Linked DNA regions of Homo sapiens: region 1 is linked to region 2. The links are chromatin contacts, found by Hi-C or POLR2A ChIA-PET in ENCODE. All regions are on one chromosome and are shown on one strand. Each heading gives the region's core, a stretch centred on a gene start or an enhancer-like site at or near the end of the contact. The rest is flanking DNA. Distances are from core to core; before and after follow the strand shown. Region 1 holds the start of TXNDC9 (thioredoxin domain containing 9). Region 2 holds the start of LINC02611 (long intergenic non-protein coding RNA 2611).

Region 1 (6,167 bases), core at 2,304-4,803, 560 kb after region 2:
AGAAAAACGATCTTGGGCAGATCTTTCTTTTACTCGACTGTGGATTAATATAGAGATTGGGCTAATTTTGAATGTCTTTAAAACATATTTTTTTCTGGGCAAATTTTTAACAGTAATAGGTATTCTGAATTTTAAAAACCCTAAACACAAAGAACGAAATGTAACTACTACAGCACATGTATATATAAGTTGTTAGGCGCATACTGTTATAGCAATTTCAGAAAGCAGGGCAGAGAGGTTACTTGTTTCTGCTGTTGAGCTTTCCTTAGTGCCTGGAGTCTCTTTTCTTTAAGGCGTTCCAATTCATCCTCATCCATCTGATCCAGTTTTTGAATTTCAGAATCCAAATGTTCTTCCACCAGTTTGGTAGTCTGAAGCAGCTGATGCTCCAGGACTTTGGAAAACATGTCAACAGATGCATCAGCTTCCATTCTTCCAAATGGTACAGAGTTCAGCCTGGGTGCTGGGGAGAAGATTTACAAAATACATTTTAAAAAATGCAAACAATAAGCAAGGTTTTCTCTACCATTTTCAAAAATTCTGGCAAGTGTATAATGTGTACTCTATGGAGTATTCTAACGACATCCAAGCACTTGATGCTGGGCTTAACAATTTTTATGTGTTTTTAAATTTAATTCTCAGTAGGTTCTAGTCACACCACTCAAAAACTACTTACAGCAAATTTAGGGTGCTTCTGATTTAGCATATGTTTTACTATACTAAAGCCAAGACAAGTCTTTAAGACCATCACCAAACCACAGAGAAATGAGTTGTGAAGTTATACCTAGTGATATATACTGACAATCAGTGTTCTTTACCAATGGGAAAGAGAAATCAGAAACAACTGCGAACAATAGGAAGGTATACCTACTGAGGTTTTACACATAAATATATATATTAAACTTTACTTAAACACAGAGTACAGTTGAGCAAAACACAGATTTTTTTCATGGCTGCTGCCCAAATGAGTTTCATTTAACTCCTAAGACGTCTCATTACCATTTATGTAAAGAAGAGTGCCTGGTGTTCCCTGAGCATTAATGTCCATTCCTGTTCTCCCATTACCTAACAAAAAAGTCTATGAGGTCACAAAAATTAATACTGGTTTCCATTTACTGACAGTGTTAACTTTGATGTAAAACACTCCAAATACTTTTCTAAATTTTGGGTTTTTTTCCAACATCACTCCTCTGTGTAAAATCAGAGTTTCAAAATAGAACTAATTCAGATTAGAAAGGAAGACCTATCTCAATTAGTCATGCATCACTTAACAATGGGAATATATTCTAGGCTGGGTGCTATGGCTCACGCCTGTAATCCCAGCACTTTGGGAGGCCAAGGTGGGCAGATCACTTGAGTTCAGATGTTTGAGACCAGCCTGGGAAACATGATGGAACCCTGTCTCTACTAAAAATAGAAAAATTGGCCAGGCCCGGTGGTGTGTGCCTGTAGTCCCCGCTACTAGGGAGGCTGAAGTGGGAGGAGGATACCTTGAGCCCAGGAGGCAGAGGTTGCAGTGGGCTGAGAACGCACCACTTGCACCCCACCCTGGGCAACAGAGCCAGACCCTGTCTCAAAAACCAAAAACCAAAAACCCACAAAACAATGAGAATACATTCTGAGAAATGCATCATTAGGTGATTTTGATATTGTTTCAAACATTATAGACTATTTACACAAACCCAGATGGTACAGCCTGCTACACACCTAGGCTATGCCATACAGCCTATTACTCCTAGGCTACAAATCTGTACAGCATGTTACTGTACTGAATACTGCAGACAACTGTAACATAATGGCATTTGTGTATCTAAACATAGAAAAGGTACGATAAATACAGTATTACAATCTCATAAAACTGAAATGTCCTTATGTGGCACATGACTATATATTTTAAAAGAAATGGAGTATTTTGTACTAGCAATTAGTACAAAATTTTACTTTTTTTTTTGAGACGGAGTCTCGCTCTGTCGCCCAGGCTGGAGTGCAGTGGCGCATCTCCGCTCACTGCTAGCTCCGCCTCCTGGGTTCACGCCATTCTCCTGCCTCAGCCTCCCGAGTAGCCGGGACTACAGGCGCCCGCCACCACGCCCGGCTAATTTCTTTTTGTATTTTTAGTACAGACGGGGTTTCACCGTGTTAGCCAGGATGGCTACGATCTCCTGACCTCGTGATCCGCCCGCCTCGGCCTCCCAAAGTGCTGAGATTACAGGCGTGAGCCAGCCGCGCCCGGCCAAAATTTTACTTCTTTTAAAAGAAATGGAGTATTTTGTACGAGAAATTTTATACCAACAATTAGAGGGCAAGTTTATGTGTATCTCAGGGTTATTACTGCAGAAATGATTTATAATTTGCCTATCAAAGCAGGAGGCTGTTGCATATCAATGAACTATGATACATTTGCAAATAATACTGAAGCACCCCAAACTTCACAACAAACTGTGAATTCATTCACTCAGCTTCTGACACAGATTCTGACCCACACAGGCCCTCTATAAACGTTGAGCTGAAGAGAAATATTCTTGCAAACTTCAATTCTGATTCCTTTTTCTTTACAGGAAAAGGATTTGAAAAGCATACTTGATTTCATCTTTGTATCTCCATAGAACACAGCAGGTACTCAATAAACATGTATTTAACGTTGAATGAACACGTGCCTGACTTCTGTTCAAATTACTACACTGTTAAGTTTCAAAAGTATTTGAGTCTAAAAAACCAAATTGTAAGCTCCTCGTGAGTGCTATAAAATTGGAAAGGTGCTGTATTTCAAACACAGCAAAGATTTCCACGCTCCCTATCGCCCAAGAAAAATGTCAGTAGGACTGTGACCCTCAGTGAGGGGGCTGGAAGGAGAAGATAATAAGATACTGAATTGAACGTTGGAAGCTGTGCTCCAGGGATAAGCACAGAGAATGCCTACCCTGGAACTTTATAGAATGAGCCCAGAATTTAATTATGGGATAACTGGAAAAAGACGAGATTAAGAAGAGCTATTCTGGGTGTAGGTGTTGGTGGTCAGAGCATTGAGAATGGGGTAAAGAGACGATGCAACCCCTCGTTAGCTTTTCATTTTTCAAACCACAGCCTCTGATTCTTCCTTTTTACAGCTCCGCTGGAAGGGTGGGACGGGACACAGCGCGTCCTCAAATTCCCTAGTCATTTCCTGGACACCCTTACAGGTATCCGCCAAAACAATCAAGGGGCCTGGTCCTTAACTGAACCCCAGGTACCTCCCCAATGGCAAGCCGGCCACTCCCTGCGCCCGGGGAAACAGAGGAAAGCACAGTCCCGGTGGCCCCAACTTCGACGCCTCCTGGTGCGCTTGCGCAAGAGCCTCTGCCAGGACACCGACACCGGTGCTGGGGCCGCGCCCCTCCTCCGCTCCGGATGTGGAGCAGCAGAATGTTCACCAGCACCCGGACGTGGTGGTCGGATTCTTCTCACTACCCTCTGCCTCACCTGAGCTCTCGGTGACGCCTGAGAAGTGAAAGAGCAGCAGTTTCAAAAGACACGTCCACTCCGGCTTTTGCCTTGCAGTAGCTGCCGGCGGCTGCAAACGGGCCGTCACATCCGCCTCCTTATTGGCTGCGAACCTCGCGCGATATCACCTTGGACGCCAGAGGAAGGGGCGGGCGGTCGGGTGGCGAACAGTTCTGCGCGTGCGCCTCCCGCCCAGCAGCCCGGAACCCAAGGTGTCCGACCCTTGCTTTCCTCCGGGTACACGGCCGAACTGGAAGGCCGCAAAGCATTGTGGGAGTTGCAGTTTCTTAGTGCGCAGGCTGTCGTGGCCGGACTTTCTCAGGAGCGTGCTTCAGTATTCACGGTCCAGTGCGCCAGACTGGAAATGAGACAGCTGTGCTCTCGCTCAGCCGTGACGCTTGAACTGCGTTTCCATTCTGTTAGTGTTGAATGAACATTTTTCTTTTTTTTGTTTTCTTTTGTTAACATTTTTCCTAAAGTCGAGGCATAAACATATACAGCACAATTAACTTTTGCATAGTTAAAACCCAAAATATCACCGGCCAGATCCAGATATAGAACATTTTCCACCACCCCTGTAGGTCCCCTCTTGACTCTTCGAAACACAGGAATTTTTAGAACTCGCCCTCGCTTTGAGGGTGAAGCTGAAGACCTATGTTAGGGAATTGATCGGCTGTGTCCTGTTCTGTTTTATTCAGTGACTGTACATAATGCATAATGCATGGATGTTACTGAGAGGTCCCTATTTTGTCCTGAATTTATCTCTCTCGCAAACCCCCAGAGGACTCTATTGGTTCGTTGTGGTTCTTTACTGAACTTCGTGCGGCTGAGAATACAAAGATATAAAGGGAAGCCCAAAGCCCACTCCTGAACCGAAGCGTGCGTTCCCCGTTGGGAGAGGGGTGAGGTGGCGAAATTGACAGCTTCATTGTCCACCTCCGGGTTCTAGAACGTGGAAAACCCGCGGGTGTCGGCTCGTGGCGGACGCTTGAGGGCAGGGGGCGCTCGGGCTGCTGCCTGGTCGGCCGGTCAACCGGAGACGCTCTACCCGAAGCGCAGCTCTCGATGAGCCGCGCCCTGCGTCCTCACGCCGAGGCGGCTGGGCGATGCGCTTGCGCACTGAGAACTCACACCATATGTGTCCTGTTCCAGTGCGCGGGTCTGTGGAGAGCCGGGTGCGAGCGGCGGCAGCACGAGGGGAAAAGAGCTGAGCGGAGACCAAAGTCAGCCGGGAGACAGTGGGTCTGTGAGAGACCGAATAGAGGGGCTGGGGCCACGAGCGCCATTGACAAGCAATGGGGAAGAAACAGAAAAACAAGAGCGAAGACAGGTAGATAGGGGTTGGGTCCGTACGGCGGCGGCCGCCGTGGCTCAGTGGAGTGTGCGGGTCTCGCCGGGCGCGGCGTCGGACCGGGGTCTGGGCTCGCGATGAGCTTCGCGGGGTACCAGGCCTGGGCCCAGAGTGTGCGGAGCGGGCCCAAGCCCCCGGGCCGGGTGGGCACGTAGGGCCTCGACGGCGGGCGGGTCCTCCCAGTCGAGCCTCGCTCCCCCGGCACCCCTTCCCCGGCCTGAGGAGCGGGGTAGTCATTTGAGGGTTCCTGGTCGCGCGGGGAGGGTCAGGCGGCTTCGCCAGCGTGGCCCAGGCCAGTGTGAGTTTTTTTCCGCGCTACTCTTGGCGAGGGTGGGGAAGTTCTTTTTATGCCTCTTATACCTGTGAGTACTTTGGGAGGGAAGGGAGCTTGAATGTGATGTACGGCCGGGTTTCTCTACTCGCGGTTTCAGGTACGTTAGAGTTATGGGGAGGTGTTTAGCAGTTCGCTGTCTCTCAACTTAATCTGATTTGGATACAGTTTTCGTTTATTTAAGGGCTGATTGTCCAGCCCTCATGCTTTTCGCTTTCCTTCTTCCGGCCTGTTTTTTTTTGTCGTTTCTTTGCTCTCTAGCCTTCCCCTAAGAAAGGAAGGGAAGAAGAAGAAACCAACCAACCGAGGTCGCTCCTTTCTAACCACCTGCAATGCTTTGGGGAGGGAGGATAAGGGTATATGCGAGTTACTTACCTAGAGATTTTTGAGACATTTCTGTGTGTCACATTCGATTGAGTTCTGTTACTCATGATGGAAAGAGTTGACTTCCTGGGAGTGAACAACATCTGTTACATTACACGTTCGTACACTACCCACCAAACTTAAATACGAGGCGGAGAGTAAGGTAAATTAAAAAAACTAGTGCTAGTTCATCAGTCTGACTCAAAACAGATATGTTGTCTTGAAGTTAAAATAAGTTTACTAATTATAAATTGGAAGCCTGGATCGTTTTCTCACCTAGCGTTTGACTAGCTTATGAGTAGAATTAAAAGACAACAAAGATAGTCTTGTATTTCAGTTTTAGGTCTATTGGAGGAAGTTAATTGGTTTGGAGAATTGAATTATTGTTAAACCAGATGAATGAGAAAATAAGGATTATGGGTGATGTAGGGGAACACAAATTTCTGTACTTTTGACAGGAATTTTTGATGTATAGGGTACTTTTTTCCTTGCTAATGTTCAGCTGTCTCTAGAAAATAGAGAACTGAGTATAATGAGCCTTTATGTATTAATTACCTGCCTTCAACCATTGTTAGCACATGACCTGCTTGGTTTCATCCCACCTACTAGAAGTGTGTGTATATATATATATATACAAATATA
Region 2 (6,391 bases), core at 1,839-4,338:
AGGGAAGGGTGCAGATGGCATGTTAGTTTGTGTTGGCTGCCAAAGCAAATACCACAGACCACATGACTTAAAACAGAAATTTATTTTCTCACAGTTCTGGAGGCTGGAAGTCCGAGTTCAAAGAGTCAGCAGGACTGGTTTCCTCTGAGGCCTCTCGCCCTGGCCTGTAGCTGCTATCCTCTCCCTGCATCTCCACGTGGTCATCCCTCTGTGTGTGTCTGTGTCCAAATTTTTTTCCTATAAGGAGAGCAGTCATATTGAAGTAAGGACCAGTCCATTTTAATTTAGTCACCTTTAAAGGCCCTATTTCCAAATGCAGTCACATTGTGGATGTCTGGAGGTTAGGGTTTCAACATTTGAATCTTGGAGGGACAGAATTCAGCCCGTAACAGATGGTGAGGGGGACAAGCTCCTTCTGCCACTTGCAGAGAATATCAAGATCACATGCACCTGCCAGAAATTCCCCGGGAGAAGGGTTCATCCTTCCACCCCGGAGGATTTCCAGGCCCCGGGTGCCCTGCAGGGCAGAGGCACAGCCGTGGGCTCACTGCTGGCCACTCCAAGATGCCTGGGTGCCTGGGCCAGGTTCAGGTTTATTTGAACAGGAGACCCGGAAGGGAGCAGAGGCTCTTTCTCTGCTCTGCAGTTATGAAACATACTTAGGGGAAAATCAAACTCCATGCTAATTTAATAGTTATTAATAATTGATAACACCCATTCCTCGAGGATTGTTTGCACAGTGCTTGGAGGCCTGAGAATTGGTGATAATGAAATTTTAGCATAAGATAAAATTGGGTTAAGGGTTTTTCTGCCTCTGTTTAAAATGTTCCTGTATAAAATATTCATTTTAGGTTATAAACTAATAAACAAATATGTCCCCCATATGCTCCCATGTGTGAAAATCTAACGTGATAATGAAAGTAAAAATAGTAATAAACAAATGATAGGAAAATGATCATTTGCTACACAATGAATAAATTATTAGAGTAATAGATTAACATGAAGAACAGGTACAGGGTGGGAAGGGGAAGGGCTTGGCATCTACGGCCCGCTCTGTGGTTTGTGTGGACATGTGACTCGGTGCCAGCAGCTCTTTCCTTTGTCCTTCCAGCAGGTGTTATTAAGCAGGGATGACTTGACAGTTGCCGGGCTGGTCTCACCAGAACCAGGCAGATGCGCTTCGCCCGCGTTCCTGACTCCCCCTCCTTCCCGTCTCTTCTCTTTTCAAATGACGCCATTTATGCAAGAGGGGGCAAAAGGTGAAATGCAAACCCTTTGAGTTAGCCCTGATAAAATCTCCTCATTTCAAATCCTGCTGGCAAAGCCGCCTGCAGCCTCCCTCCGCGCCCCTCTGGTCGCTTGTTCTTCTACCCAATCCCTAGGGATCATGCCCATCAGGGTTCATCCTAGAGCTCCTGCTCTTCTCTACAGCACATTCTCATAGCCTTGGAAAATGCCTCTACTGACAACTCCCAACTTATATTCCACGCCAAGACCTTCCTCGGAGCCCCAGCCTCACACATGCCCACGCCCCTGCCCCCCGCCCCCCCCCCCCACCCCCGCCCCGAGGTCTTCTTGACATCTCTGCTTGGTGACGTGCAGGCTTCTCAATCTCCCTGCTCCTCCCTCCGCCTCAGTAAATGCTGGCCCAGGCTGCTCGCTTGCTCAAGACACAACCCCAAGAGGCGTCCTTGATGCTTCCTTTTCCCTCACTCCCCATATCCAACCCATCCATGAGTTCTTTCGGTTCCACCTTAAAAATACCCCTAGGGGCCGGGCGCGGTGGCTCACGCCTGTCATCCCAGCACTCTGGGAGGCCGAGGTGGGCGGATCATGAGGTCAGGAGATCGAGACCATCCTGGCTAACACGGTGAAACCCCATCTCTACCAAACACACACACACACACACACACACACACACACACACACACACACACGAAATTAGCCGGGCGTGGTGGTGGGCGCCTGTAGTCCCAGCTACTCAGGAGGCTGAGGCAGGAGAATGATGTGAACCTGGGAGGCGGAGCTTGCAGTGAGCCAGGATCGCGCCACCGCACTCCAGCCTGGGTGACAGAGCAAGACTCCGTCTCAAAAAAAAAAAAAAAAAAATACCCCTGGGGTCTGCCCACTTCCGTCCATCTTCCCGGTCATCACATGGGTCCTGTCACTGTCACCTCTGGCTGAGATTTGTGCAGTAGCCTCCCAGTGGATCTCCCACTGTCACTTTGCCTGCCCAACCAGCAGATAGAGTGATTTAGAAAGAATAAGTAGATCATGTAACGCCACTCCCAACCCCAGTCTGCACAAAGCTTTTCAGTGAGTTCCTGTCGCACTTAGAATAACACCCACGCTTCTTACTGCACAGAGACCCCGACTGAGCCGCCCCACCTGTCTGTGCAGCCCTGTCTTGACCTGTTCTTCCCTCTCCTATGACATTTCTGGCTGGATTGATCTCTAACGATCCCCTAGGACTTTATTTAATACTCTAAGTGAGATCTGGATCAGGCACCTCAGCATTACCTGGAGCTTGTTAGAAATCTCAAGCCCTCTCCAGACCTACTGAATCAGGAATCAGGATTTCAGCAAGATCCCTGGGTGATTCAAATGCAAATTAAGGCTTGAGAAGCTCTGCTGCAGCTCAGAGCACAGCAGGCCCTTTCCACCCCAGGGCCTTTGCACATGCTCCTCTTTCCCCGGTTCCTCATACAGCTTGCTCCTAGGATACCTCTGGAAATGGATGTGATGAACCATGGCTGCTTCTGGGGAGAGAAACAGGGAAGCTGGCATTGGGGATGGGAGGGAGAATTACCTTTTATTGTGTACTCTCATTCATCTTCAAACAAACAAGCCATTTTAACAGCTGTTTTTCAGCCTTCAGTTCTATTTACAGCCACTATGAAAAGTAACCTCCCTTCCTTCCTTGGTGTCACAGTGTCCTTTGTTTCCTCCATGGTGTTCATCGTAATTTGGTGATCGTGATGTTTCTTCGCTGATGTCTCACTTCTGCCATCAGCATGCAGGAAGTGAAGATGTTGTCTTGTTCACCCCCCTGCATCCACCAGCTTTAGATCCATGCTGCACACAGGAAGCTCTGAAATGCTGACAAAATGAGCTTCTCTGAAATCTTACATTCAGATGCTCCTCCCTGCCCCTTCCGTCCCTCCATGCAGTGCACCTACTAATTTGCTCCCACGACTCCTGTTTCATACCCGCGAGGGGCTCGTGTCCTGATGGCTCTGCTCTTATCTTCCAGCCTCCTTGGTTTGCATCTGTTCTGTGCTGCTTTCTTCTCTGGCTTCCACACACAGAGCAGTTGGCCTCACCTCAGTGTAACTGAGAGAAATGAAAGTCATCAGAGGCAACGCGCTCACTTCCCTGCCACAAAGCCCGCAAACCTGTCCACGTTTGCTGCTGTCTTTTTCTCCCTTCCATTTGCTAACGTGCCACTGCTCTCTTACTGAAAGTGCTCTGATCTCACTCCTCCAGTGGTGCTGGTAAACGTTTCACAACTGACTCTCTGGGAATAAAAAGGTCTGATTTGAGGAATTTGCTGGTTTCTGTGGTGTAAATACTCCCATCACAGCCAATTTCAAGCCACCAGTGAGATAACACGACACGCAGAGTTGGAAGAGATGCATAGACGTGAGTAATCACTCACATATAGCATTCTCACCACAGGGACACAATGGATGGACATTATCTCAGGGGAATAGCTATTGGTAGAAGGTAACAAACTAGGAAGAGATGAGTTTTCAGTATTTATTGCTTTGTCTCTATGTAACCTATTTAACTGTAAGTTTTCATCATTTAATTTTTAACACTGGCTGTGTTTGGCGCCTGGCTCAGAAAATTCCTGCAGATTTCACAGTCGGCTCTCCCGCCTGTGGTCGTGCCTTGCAGCCACTTTTCCACCCCTACACATTTCTCAATCACCACAGTCTGGCTTCCGCCCCACATGCCGAGGAACCTCTCCCACCTCCTTGTTGCTGACTTCCCTCTTACCTTCCTGGATCCCCAGGGGTACGGGACTCTGGGACAACCTACTCCTCCAGCTTCCACAGCCCTGCAGAGCCCGGCTTCTGCCTCTCCTCTGTCCATATGCTCCTGCTCTCTGTCCTTCCTCAATTCCTCTCCTTGATCCATCCCTTAGGGTTTCTGGCCTCAGCCCTGCCTCCCTTTGAGCTCTCTCTTGGCAACTTCAGCCGTCTCCCCGCCCAATGAACCTCTTCTCTCTGTGGGTGACACTCCATTCTCTATCCCCAGTCCCCTCCCAGGCTTTGGCCCACAGCAGGCCCTCACGGTGCATCATGACTTCAGTGAACACATGAAGGAACGGGTTGCTGAAACTATCCCTTGTCCCCTTCTCACTGGCCCCCAGTCCATCCTCCACATTTATCCAAAACCCATCTTTCTCAAATGCAAGTCTTAAGCACCACTTTTGAGCCTCTGGGAGACTGCTGCAGTGGCTCAGGGAGGCTGGGCTGGGGCCAGGCTGGGGCCAGGCTGGTGAGAGCAGAGGTGCACAGACCTGGATACATTTGTGGTGGCTTGTGGAGCGGAACCCACAGACAAGGGCACGCACCGAATGTGGAGGGTGTGTGGTGATTCCCAGGTGCCTGGCACAGGCATCCAGGCGGAGACAAAGCATTCACTGACACAGGGACTTTGAATCATTTCTGTTCTAACTTCTGACACCAAGTGTGTGGGTTTTTACCTCACACTAACCAGTTCTCCAGCTCTCCCGACACCAACTGGTTGTCCTACGATTCAATTCAGTTTTGACACCATCCATCAGCCTCAGGTCCTACAGGTTAAGAGCTCTGTCCTGCAAGGCTGCCCCCACTTCAGAGGCCAGTTGCAAGGCCTAGGCCTCCCAGACGTCTGACCAATGGACTACAAACTGGTGGTTCCCACAAACTGCTCCTCAGGTTTAGAACAGCTCACAGAACTCAGGAAAACATTTTACTTACACATACTGGTTTATGATTAGGATGTAACTCAGGGGCAGCAGAGAAGGACTGCCCTGGGCAAGGCATCGGGGTGACTGTTGCGGAGTGTCCAGGCTCTCTCTGGATGCGCCACCATCCCAGCACCTCCCTGTGCTCACCAGCCCGGAAGCTCTCCAGCCCTGTCCCTGAAGAGTTTTGTGGAGGTCACATCCCTTAGGCATGGTAGATTAAAACACTGGGCATTGGTATGTACCTCAACCTCCAGTCCTTCTCATCTCCTTGGAAGGGAGACGGGGGAGCTGAAAGTGCTAACCCTGTAGTCACGAGGTTGGTTCCTGTGGCAACCACTCCCACCTGAGGCTCTCTAGGAGCTCACTATAAACTCAGGTATGGTTAGAAGGGGCTCATCTTGAATAACAAAAGACATTCCTCTCACCCTCATCTCTTAGGAAATCCCAAGGCTTTTAGAGTTCTCGTGCCAGAACCAGGGTGGAGAATCAAATGTATCTCTTATGACAATGACACAGGGACTGTCATAGGAAGAGCAGATTTGTGTGCAGGGGAGGTGTCTAGATGTACAGGTGCCTACTGGACTTCCAGAGACCAGGGGAGGCACATGGCGTTCAGAACAGAGGTCTGGGAGGAAATAAAGGTGGGAGTTGTTAGCATACAGATGATAGCAATGTCACATAGATGAAAACAAAAATTTTCAGCAAGTTTTCATGGATTTTAGAATAAATTCTAAATGCCTAAGCATGGTCTCCAACAATGCCCCCGCCCCTCAGCTTGCCCTTGCTCTTGGTTTGGGTCTCAGCGCCGGCTCCCCTCCTCCACCCTCCCTTGCCCCTCCCCTTCATCCACTTCCTGCAAGATGGTGGATGCCATACCTGCCTTGGGTGGTTCGGGCTTCAATACTGAAATACCATAGACTGTGTGGCCTATAAACAACATGCTTATTTTTCACACTTCTGGAGGTCTGGAAGTTCATGATTAAGGGGCAGATTTAGTGTCTGGTGAGGGCCCAATTTCTGGTTCATAGATGGTGACTTCTGTCTGTGTCCTCCCATGGTGGAAGGGGCGAGGGGGCTCCCTGGGGCCTCTTCTTGTAGGAACCTATCCCATTCATCAGGGCCCCACCCTCATGACCTAACCAGCTCTCAAACGCCCCACCTCCTAACACCAGCACACGGGTGTTAGGCTTCAACATAGGAATTTGGGGGGACATCAACATCCAGACCTCAGCAGGGCTTCTCCTGCTTACTCCAGCAGATCCTCTGGCGGTGGTGACCGCCATGTGCCCTGCATGGAAGGGCCGTTCTGTCTCTGCCCCAGGACTTGCCCAACTCCTCTGCCCAGTGAGCTGACAGCCCACTGGGGGCAGAGACATCCTTGTCACTAGCCCCGTGTTTCCTCAGTGCTTACCCAGTGCCTGGCTCATGGTG

Evidence for each region. Hi-C counts contacts between places; a loop is a spot of excess contacts on that map. ChIA-PET counts read pairs that join two places held with the same protein, here RNA polymerase II (POLR2A). Pooled maps may share reads with other maps.
Region 1: a map of naive thymus-derived CD4-positive, alpha-beta T cell shows a loop between it and region 2 (16-fold over the local background). The contact joins the promoter of TXNDC9 here to the promoter of LINC02611 in region 2. A Hi-C loop is called at or near these places in 2 of 168 maps with a recorded cell type or tissue (both naive thymus-derived CD4-positive, alpha-beta T cell) and 10 of 50 pooled maps. POLR2A ChIA-PET finds 5 or more read pairs at or near these places in 2 of 52 experiments (CD4-positive, alpha-beta T cell and CD4-positive, alpha-beta memory T cell).

The regions. Positions count from the first base shown.
Region 1 is chr2:99,332,780-99,338,946 of GRCh38, forward strand. It overlaps TXNDC9 (thioredoxin domain containing 9), which reads right to left and starts at 3,554. Exons shown (of 5, transcript NM_005783.4): 1 at 3,460-3,554; 2 at 243-463. The coding sequence starts at 431. EIF5B (eukaryotic translation initiation factor 5B) reads left to right here and starts at 4,610. Exons shown (of 24, transcript NM_015904.4): 1 at 4,610-4,810. The coding sequence starts at 4,776. RefSeq lists enhancers at 3,039-3,268, 3,322-3,862, 3,399-3,448, 3,699-3,848, 4,209-4,258 and 5 more and a silencer at 4,879-5,038.
Region 2 is chr2:98,768,810-98,775,200 of GRCh38, forward strand. LINC02611 (long intergenic non-protein coding RNA 2611) reads right to left here and starts at 3,089. Exons shown (of 4, transcript NR_126337.1): 1 at 2,810-3,089; 2 at 93-237. RefSeq lists enhancers at 1,430-1,930, 1,931-2,431, 4,568-5,068, 5,069-5,569, 5,875-6,391.